2 separate regions of the Homo sapiens genome follow, and region 2 is linked to region 1. Evidence: read pairs that join two places in POLR2A ChIA-PET (ENCODE). Cell type or tissue: MCF 10A. All regions are shown on one strand. Links, peaks and the distances in the headings refer to the core of each region. The heading gives the core; the rest is flanking DNA.

Region 1 (5,399 bases), core at 117-5,116:
GCTTTCATTTATTCTAACTCATAATTAGGTGGAGTGAGCAGGGAAGGTATTACTATCCCCATTTTACGGCTGAAGAAACTGAGGTTCAAGAAAGTTAAGCGACACCTAAGCAAGCATCTCAAACCCCGGGACTTTTGGTTCCTAGCCTGGTGCTCTTACTACGTTAACACTGTGAGCTTTATCCTAGGTGGCTGTGGAACTCCAGGACTCAACTTCCAGCCTGCTCTCTGTCCACCTTGCCAGCATCCCCTTTTCACTTGTCAGGACCCAGCCAGACTACCTGCTTCACTGGAGGCCTGGCATTGGAAGCCAATCAGCAGAAAGATGAAAAGAGTTTTTCTCCCTGCCCGTTTCACTGAGGTCAGAAAGCAGCTAGGAGAAGAATGAAAAAGTTTGGGGTGGATGTCTTTCCCTGCAAGAGAGAGTGCCCCTTCCTTAAGTTGTCTCATCAGCAGTTTCACTCTTTCCTGGGGCTGACTGGGAGGAACTGATTGCATCTGCACAGAACCATGAACATAGATTGTGGGAACTGAGGTAGGACATTTGCCAAAGGGAACTCCAGGAATACTTGGCTCCCTGCAACTCCAGTGTGAGGGACATGCAGCCTCACGGCTACCCGGTGGATAACGAGCGGTCTGGAAATACCACTCCGTAAGAATTCTGATGGGCTCTGGGATCCAGGACTAAAGAGGCTTGATCCTGGCTGGAAAACCTGGGGTAACTGGCAGTCTGGTTTATCCCATGTGGGATTACTCAGCCTGTAAAAGTTCTATTTATTTGTTAAGGGAGGGCAGATCCATATCCCATCTGTTGACACCTGGACGGCAGAGGGGCAAGCACTGCACCGCCTTGCCCATCAGCACCCTGGCGGTGGCACTCCCTGCCAAGCTGCTGTGGTGGCTGGGAAGAACACCTGGTGGGTGAGTGAGTGATGGGAGAGCCTCCCACTGGCAGCTGCCGACCTGCCGAGAGCCATGATCGTCACTTAGTGGAATGGAAGGCCCAGGCAAGTAGGCTGAGAGCACGGCTCCAAACATGTTTCCCTCACACACATGCCCCAGAGTGGGCCTGACCTTGTCAGTGAAACCAGGCTCACCAGCTCCCAGAAGCTGCCTCTCCAAGAGTGTCTCGGAGGTTTCCCAGCATTTCTTTTCAGGCTGTGTTAGTTTTGGCTCCAAGACCAAATAAGCAGAAGATTCGAGAGGTTTTAAATCTTCAATTCCAATGCCGATCAGGGCCCACCCACACTTTAACTGTGATGTCTTTCTGTGGTTTCAGTTCAGAGGTCAGAAGAGCAGAGAGGAGGAGCTACCTAAAGTTTTAGAGGGGGAGATTCACCTGGTTTCAAGGCGATGTCAAAAAACAGAATTAGTGTGAGAACGACTGGCATTTGCAAAGAGCACAGGATCTGTGCTGAAGATACAAGCCTTCCAAAGCTGGCACCAGCATAAATCAACTGTGCAACCTTGAGCAACTGAAACAGACCTTCTGGATCTCCATTTCCTCACCAAGAAACAAAAGAAGTTGGATCGATGCTCTCCCAGGGCCCCTTCCAGTTCAACCTTTTATGGTTATACAACTACTCTCAGCACGATGTCCTTTATTTATCAAGAAAATAGCATTGGCACACCTCAGGTAGGACATGTGCTTGAGTTGTTCTTTCTGCTGTGCTGAGAGGTTCTCAGTGCTCCACCCCTACACCTGCCCATCCCTTTTGCCCACCAGTTTCCATGCAAGAAGGCTTGCCCCGTGGCCTCTGCTGTCCTCTAGAGTCCCTCAGAGGATGCCATCCAATGGCCACAACAGGGCTGGCAGGTCTAGGTCTCAATTCTGACCCCAGGAGCTGACTTGGGTGGTTGCAGGCAGAACTTAGCTTCTCTGGGCCTCATCTACCGAATGGGATAAATCGTCCGTCCTGGGAAAACACTCTGAGATGCTTTGGTGAGAAAAGCAAGAGGCGCGTGAAGCGGCCCTGTTGTGGAGGCTGAGGATCTCAATCCCAGAGTCTTTGAGAACTAGTGGCCCTTTACTAATGGGCTGCACACCCAACAGAATGTTGTTGATTCCCAGTTTACGTGGAACTAAACCCTGCTGGCAGATGCTGGGTGACTTATTCACATGCATTGTGAACTTGGATCAAGACTCCTTCTTTTTGGATTAGTTCTGAGCCTGGTTTTAAAGCATCTTGCTGGAACAGTGAGTGGTTCTGCAAGGCATTTCAGCGAGCCCTTTACAAGCTCACTCATCAGGCCTTGGGGAACGAGGCTTACTTCAACCAGCTCAGCTTGGATGCCATGCTGGAGGCTGCTGAGTCACACAGGCAGAGCCCGTTACCTGCCAAACGTGGCTTTTCTGGATCCACCTTTCCGGTGTGATGAACTCACAGGATTAATCTGAGAGCTTGTCCCTTCTCTTCTCTCTTCCCTCTCTCCTTTCCCGTTGCCCTCACCTGCAGCTGTTGCCCCTCAGGTGAGAGCACCTGAGCTGGAAAAGTGGGGGCAATGAGTCTCAGGCTCCAAGAGCTTCTCTCTGAAACAAGCCAGGAAATGGCCTAATCGCCCTAGGGATGAAGGGGCCCCACTTTGCAAGAGATCCCTGAATGGAGATGGGAATTAATGGAGAGCATCCTTCAGAACCATTCAGAACTACTTGGATGTTACTGAATCTGCCAAGTCCTCTCAGGCCTCTGTAGCTTTGAACTTCTATTTCTTCTGGCCAGAATTCTCTTCCGTCCTCACCTGCCTGGTTAGTTCTTACCTATTCTTTATGTTCACCTCCTCCAGGAAGTGAACAATTTATTCAATAAGTATTTATGAAGCACCTATATGCACTAGGCACTGTTCCAGAAGTTGGGATACAATAGTGAACAAAATAGCCCCAAACTCCAGCCTTCCATCCAAGGACAGTGTGATTGACTGTCAAATGTGGCTGAAAGGTCAAGGATTGGAGAACCAACCACAGAATCTGGCAGCACAGAGGTCACTGGTGGCCTTGTCAAGGGCAGTTTGAAAGGTTCTAGACAGAACTGGAGAAGAGAAATGAGAGATAGTCCATATCAACAACTCTTTTGAGGAATTTTGTTAGAAAGGTGATCAGAGAGATAGAGGAAAATGTGCAAGTCAGTTGTTTAAAAATTGACTTGACTTGTTAATTGGTTACTTAAGAAACTATGGAGGCCATTGCCACATATTTTGGGAGCTTAGTCCAAGGCCAGGAGAGGAGATTGAGAAAAGGTGGTTTTCATTTTCTTTCCATTAGCCCTTGTCCGTGAGCCCCCATCCCAGTTCTGCCTTCTGTCCTTTACTTAATGGTGACAGATGTGGTCATTTTTACTTCAATATCTTCTGCAGACTTTAGCAGACCAAGGAGACTCCTAACCATATCATACTAGATGCCTGTCTACAGTGCCACATCAGCTCTTTTCTAGAAGTCTGGCATTTGGCTACATAAATCATTGAGAATGTCTGATTTGTGTGTAATAATGTAATCTTGTGATTTTTATGGTGAAGTGACATCACTTCTATGGTAGGCACAATACGATTCACAATTGTTTATAATACTTAACCAGTAAGAATGTTGCATCAAGGAACTATTTAAATGGTGTTTAAGTGTCTGGAGATTAGTGCCAGGTTCTTGGTCTTTCTATGAATATTCAAATGATGGCTAATGTTTTTCCAAGTATAATAGAGCCTGCATCTCTTAAAAGACATGGCTTTCATTCTTGTGGAAGATGGGGTATCTATGCCTCGCACTATATATAAATCAGTGAGAACCCATCCAAATGTATTACAAACTTTAGTTGAATTCCGATAGGACACAATAGTAACCAATAACATCAATCCTCTAAATAATAACATTAAGATGGAAATGGTTGACTTGTGTTGGAGTTGACTGGGGATGGCTTTTCCTCATAGGAGGCACATGGTGTCCTTTTAGAACCTCTGCATTATAACACACAAGTAGATATCACCCATCCCTTCACATCCTGATAATCTACAGTGAGCTTTGAGGTCAGTCAGGTCTATATTAAAATTCCTACTTGGCTGTTTCACTGAGATGAGGAGCGAGTTACTTAACCTCTGTGAACTTCAGTTTCCTTATCTATAAAATGAGAATGCTGACACCTACCTCACCGTGTTATTGTGAAGTTTAGCTTTAATATGAGTGTCAATCACCTGGCATAGAATAATTAGTATTATTAGCAATACTGCCAGGGAATGAAGGGGCTTGGTGCTGGTGTGATGGGCATAGCAACATCCCTAGGGGTAGGGTGAGAGGGGCTGACCTCTCCGCTCTTCCCTTTGCTAGAAATTCTATCCGCAGATGGAGACAGGCTTGTCAGTGACCCACATCATCCATCCACTTTGGCTTTCACACATTCATTTAATAATTTGTTGAAAGCCTTGGCAGTTGCAAGCAACAGAAACCCCTGATCTGACAGAGCTTATGTTCTAGTGAGTTTCGGGAAGAATCTGGGTCATCCTAGATTTAACATAGCTCTTTCATGTCCCTCATCTTTATGACTTTAAGTTACCATCCAATCACCAGCCCATCCTGTGCTGGGTAAGAATAAACTGAGGCAACTTAGGCCTTCTACAGACATAGGTACATACCAGCCACTAGTGATTTTCTCTTATTGTCAGGGACTAGCCAACTTAGAAAGAGTTTTCTCCCCTACTAAGGTGATTTCATTTTTTCTGAGTGGAAGCAATATTTCCCTGATTAAGTAAGAATTCAGGCCCCTCTTCCCTGTAATTGGCTTTTGGGGCAGACTGAGAATCACTGTACCACTTTGGGATGAAGCTGGCACAAAACTCTATGCTTTATTTTGCCTTTTTGCATTGGAGGGATGGGGGCAGGGAGGGGAGGAAGGAATCCTAGGTGCTCAGAAAAGAGGGAAAACCTGGAACCCTGCTGTTAGATGGTGGGAAGGAGGCCAGGAGACGAGGGCAGAGAGGTACGCCCTTACAGCCTGGGCTCCACTGGAAGTTCCTGCTCCCCTGGAAATAGATCATGCAGCTATTTAATAAAAAAAGAAACTATATAGTTGCAGGTAGTCATAGCCAGGTGTTTCTCTTTTGGGTCTCAAGCATGAATACTTGTGTCCTGGCTGTCAGTGTGAGTGTAGTGCAAACAGCAGTCTTGTCAAGTGTAGACAGTGATGAGATGGGGCAAACTGGTTTAACACCATTGTGAACCCTTCACCTAAAACTCAACTCAACCCCAGGGATTTCTGAGCTGTCCAAGAAAGTTTGATGACTTTCCTTGCTTAATCAGGTCATGTTAAGCTCCCTTGAGGCTAAATAGGGAAGAAGGGGCCATGAATTTTATGTCTTTCTGTGGGAATGTATATGTTCCAAAAGCAACAACCCTTTTTCCAGATAAATGTATAATCAACA
Region 2 (5,399 bases), core at 283-5,282, 63 kb before region 1:
TCCTCCCCTGAACCTGCTCCTCTTGTAGTCTTCACCATCAGAGTTAATGGTAATACCATCCTTTCATTTGCTCAGGACAAAAACATTGGAAAAATATTTGGCTTGTTTTTCTCATAGGTGTCACATTCAACTCAATTCTTCAAAATTGAAAAAACTATAATCCCGAATCCTACCACTTCTTGTCATTTCCAGTGTGACTCCTTGTCCAAACCACTACCGTCTGGCAAATGCCATGCATCATTGCAATTGCCTCCCAAATGGAGTGTCTGCTCCTGTCCTTGACCTCTCAAGTCTGTTATCAATACATCGAAAAGTGCAATTTGGTTAACATCTAAATTAAATCAATGTCACTCCTCTCCTCATATCCCTCCAATGTCATTCATGTCACTAAGAGAAAAAAAGGAAGTCTTTACAAGATTCTATATGATATGGCCCCCTGCGATCTCTCTGATTTTATCTCCTGCTACTCTCTCCTCGTTTGTTCCACATTCCATCAACACACAAGATAGACTCATACCCATCAGGAATAGATGTCAGATTTCATAATTTTTTTTCTGTGTATGTTAATTGTATGGTTGTTTTTTAAAAAAATACTTGTCAATATGGTAAATTACATTGACTGATGTTTGAATGTTAACCTAATTTTGCATTCCTGGGTTAAACTCAACCATTATCCATTTTACATATTGTTAGATTTTATTTTTTAAATTTTTGTTAAGAATTTTTGCATCTCTCGTTATGGAGGATATTGCCTTTTAGTTTTCTATCCCTGAAGTATCTTTAGTTTTGGCATCAGTGTTATCTTCATCACAAAGAAGTTGTGATTGTGATGTACTCTTTACTCCAATGAATTTGCAGTTTTCTTTGAGATAAAGTTTTTTATTAAAAATTTAATTTATCAGCATGATGTGATGGCTCATGCCTGTAAGCCCAATGCTTTGGGAGGCCAAGGCAGGAGGATCACTTGAGGCCAGAAGCTTGAGACCAGCTTGGGCAACATAACAAGACCCTCTCTACAAAAAAAAAAAAAAAAAAAAAAAAAAAAACTTATTTATATACGGATATTTATGTTTTTCATTTCTTCTTGAGTTTTAGTAATTCTTTTATTTCAAAAAATTTGCCTAATTATTTAAAATTGTAAATTGATTGGCAAAAAGTTATTCTTAACATTCCCTTGTTATATTTTTGAAATCTAAAGAATCTGTGGTGAAGGTACCTCTCTTATTCCTGATATTGGTAATTTGCGATGAGTTTTTCCCCCTAACCAGTCTAGCTAGAGGTTTGTCAATCTTACTGATCTTCCCATAGTACCAACTTTTAATTTCACTAATTTTCTCTATTGTTTTCTGTTTTTATTTCAAGAATTTCTGCTCTGATAAGTATTATTTCTGTCTTTTGGTTACTTTGGTTTTCCTTTGCTCTTATTTTTTGTTTCTTAAAGTAGCAAATAAGATCATTGATTAGCAGCCTTTCTCTTTTCTAATATATTTCCCTCTAAGTAGTGTTTTGGCTGCATCTTATTCTTTAGTTATGTTGTTTCTTCATCTTTGTTTTATTTAAAATACTTTCTACCTTCCCATTATTTTAACCCATGAGCTATTAGAAATCCGTTAGTCAAATCCCAAATATTTAAGGGATTTTTCCACAGAACTTTCTGTTGTTAATTCTAATTTAATTTCATTGTGGTCATAAAATATACTTTTTATGACTTGAATCCTTTTAAATGTATTGATGGCTAATAATATGGTATAACATTGTAAATGTTTTTGAAAAGAATGTGTGTTTTGCTGTTGTTGGAAGCTGTATTCTGTAAACGCAATTTAGATCAAATTAGTTGATAGCATTGCTCAAATTGAATGTACTCTTACTTTCTATCAATTATTATATCAATTATTTGTTATATCAATTATTGAAAGAGGAGTATTGAAATGTTCAAGTATGATGGTAGATTTGTTTATTTCTCTTGCAATTCAGTTATTTTCTTCGTGTATGTTGAGGCTCTGTTATTAGGGGAATAAACATTTTGGATTTTATCTTATCTTTATGAATTAACCCCTTTATCACTGTGAAGTGATCCTTATTATCCCTGGTTTTATATATATATATATATATATATATATATATATATCATAAAATATATATTATATAAAATATATAAAAATATATATTATATATATAAAATATATAAAAATATATTATATATATAATCTATAAAATATATTATATATAAAATATATAAAAATATATAAGATATATATTATATATAATATAAAAATATATATCATAGATGTAAAATATATATATTATATATTTTTATATTGTATAATATAAAAATATATAATACATAAAATGTATATATAATATATAATATATAAAAAATATATACATAAAATATGTATAATATATAAAATATATAAAAATATGTATAATATATACTATATAATATGTATTATATATAATATATATAAAATATGTATAATATATAATATATAAAATATGTATTATATATAATATGTAACATATATTATATGTAATATGTAACATATATATTATATATAATATGTAACATATATTATATAAATATATAATATATATTATATAAAATATATATAATATATAATATATTACATTGTATAAATATATAATTAATATATTATATAAATATATATAATGTAATATATTATTTAATATAATATATTATAAATATATATAATGTAATATATTATTTAATATTTAATATGTAATATATAATTAAATTATATTAATTTATAAATAATATATAATTATATATATTAATTATATTATATATAATATATTATTATATATAATACATATAATTTATATATAATATATAATTTAATTATAAATTAAATTAAATTTAATGATATATAAAATTTAATTTAATAATATATAATGTAATATTATATTATTTAGTATTTAATTTAATATTATGTATTAAATATTATACATAATATATAATGTAATATACATAATATATAATGTAATATATTATACATAATATATAATGTAATATATTATACATAATATATAATGTAATATATTATACATAATATATAATGTAATATATTATACATAATATATAATGTAATATATATATTTTGCTTTGGAAAATCTATTTTGTCTGATAGTAATATAGTTACTTCAGCCTTATTTTGATCAATGTTGGTATGGTATATCTTTTGTTATTATTTAATTTGACTTATTTATGTCTTTATGTTTAAAGTAGCTTTCCCCACTGGGTACACATGAACATAAAGGTGGGAACAATGGACAGTGTAGAGTCCAAAACGGGGGAGGGAGGAAGGGGAGCCAGGATTAAAAAATAATCTTCTGGGCTCTGAATTCACTATTTGGGTGATGGGTTCAGTTGAAAGCCCAAACCTCAGTATCATGTAATATATCCATGTAACAAACCTGGACACGTAGCACTTGAATCTAAAATTTAAAAAATAGAAAGGTTTTCCTGTGGGCAGCATATAGTTGAATCTTCCCTTTTCATACAATCTGACAGTATCTGTCTTCTAATTGGATTGTTTAGGTAACTTACTCTTAATGTATTTATTGATCTGTTTGGGTTTAAGTCTGTTACATTGCTGTCTGTTTTCTATTTATCCATCTGCTCTTTGTTTCCTTCTTCTTTTCTTTTCTGGCCTATATGTATTTCTTTTATGCCCCCATTTTATTTTCTTTGTTGGCTTACTAGCTATAAATTTCTTTTGCATTATTAAATTTCTCAATTCTCAGCAACTATATATTGAAAATTCTATATCTTACCCTTCTATTTGTTCTCTCCTTCAGCTGTCCAGAGGCCAACTGTTGGTCTGAAAGTATTTGTTACAAGCAAGCACCATTAAGCACATTGTTTAGTCTAGCTGACATTATTTTTGGAACCAAGTCTTTCTTTATTATAAAAAAGCAGTGCATTGGTTTAAATTCTGGAACGAGCTCCTTTATCTCATACTGGCTTTGTGCAGCAGTGTTCTAGATGTTATAGAAATAGGCACAGGGTACAGTTCTGTCTTGGCAAGGCCAGAAAGGCCTTTAAGGCTGCTGCAACACTTAGGCTGAGCCTTCAAAGATGGCCAGTTTGTTCATCCAGAAAATGGGGTAGGAAAGAACATTCCACATGTTACAAGTTTCTTGAGGTCAGGGACTTTGTCTTCTTCATCTCGGTAGCCTCATAACAATGCCTGACACATAATAAATGCTCAATAAATGTCTGTAGGATTGAACTTAACAAATAGTGGGAAGTAATGTCAGTTAAAGTGCCAAAATAATAGATATAGGTGTCTCTCTGGGGGCAGCAAGTGTAGGGTGAAAAATGATGCTAGAGAAATAACAAAAAAATCACACATGGAAGGCATTGTTTGGCATGTTAAGGGTCTCAAATCTTATCCTAAAAAGTATAGAAGGTTAGTTAAAGGGTTTCAAGCGGATGTCATCAGATTCACATTTTAGAAGATCCCTCTGAGTGCACTGTAAAGGGTGGTTCAGATTGGGCTAATCTGAAGGTAGAGAGACCAGATGGGGGCTCTTGCAGTAGTCCCCCAGAAATATGGCGAGAACCTGAGCTAAGATTGGCTTCCCACCATGGAGCAGTCATTTCTGTCTCCAGACATAGACTCAGTGGAAATTCTCCCAGCTCTGAGATATTCAATGGTATTAGGTAGCAACCAGTACCTTTCTCTCTCCTCCTAGACCTAGGAAGTCCATGCTTGCCTTGTTCTGGATGTTTGAAATGGAAGAGTGAACAACATCTTAAGGGGGCATGAAGGAGCAGAAGATAGTGTCATCCAACTATACATTATTGCCATTTCCTTCTACTGGGAATCAAATATGTCCCCAAAGACAGTGCCCCTGAACAAAAGGAAAGACAGCCAACACTTCTCATTGCAAGAGTTCTTTCTGGATACCTGTTATTCTTGCCCAAAATACTTCTTTAACCAGAAAATTAGAAATTTTTCTTCATACTCTCATACCCTAGAGAACCCTGTCTTAGTCTGTTTTATGTTGCTATATCAGAAGACCTGAGACTGTGTAATTCATAAAGAAAAAATATTTTATTTGGCTCACAATTCTGGAGGCCAGGAAGTCCCAAACTGAGCAGCCCATCTCTGAGGGTCTTGTGCTGCTTCAACTCATGGCAGAAAATGGATGGGGGAGTGGGAATGTCCAAAGAGATGAAACATGAGAAGGAAAAACTTGTTGTCATGGTAACTAACCAAGTCTGTAAGAGTGAAACTCACTCCCGAGAGGCGGCATTAATCTATCCATGAGAGATCTGTCCCCATGATCCAACACCTCCCACTAGACCCCACCCCCAACACCGCCACACTGGCATTTAAATGTCAACATGAATTTTGGTGGTGACAAACCAC

Evidence for each region. ChIA-PET counts read pairs that join two places held together with the same protein. Peaks named below come from ENCODE experiments on the same cell type or tissue, not always from the same donor. Only the 100,000 strongest peaks of a DNase experiment are listed, where the experiment ranks them.
Region 2: POLR2A ChIA-PET joins it to region 1 with 5 read pairs; 2 of 35 experiments call an interaction of 5 or more read pairs at or near these places.

What each region holds. Positions count from the first base shown.
Region 1 is chr11:129,605,794-129,611,192 of GRCh38, reverse strand. No RefSeq gene overlaps it. Among named protein-coding and RNA genes, the nearest start is that of LINC01395, 8.8 kb to the left of the region's middle. In MCF 10A, for the core only: no CTCF peak of the experiment used is centred there; a DNase peak (open chromatin) is centred at 2,302.
Region 2 is chr11:129,668,876-129,674,274 of GRCh38, reverse strand. No RefSeq gene overlaps it. Among named protein-coding and RNA genes, the nearest start is that of LINC01395, 54 kb to the right of the region's middle. In MCF 10A, for the core only: no CTCF peak of the experiment used is centred there; no DNase peak of the experiment used is centred there.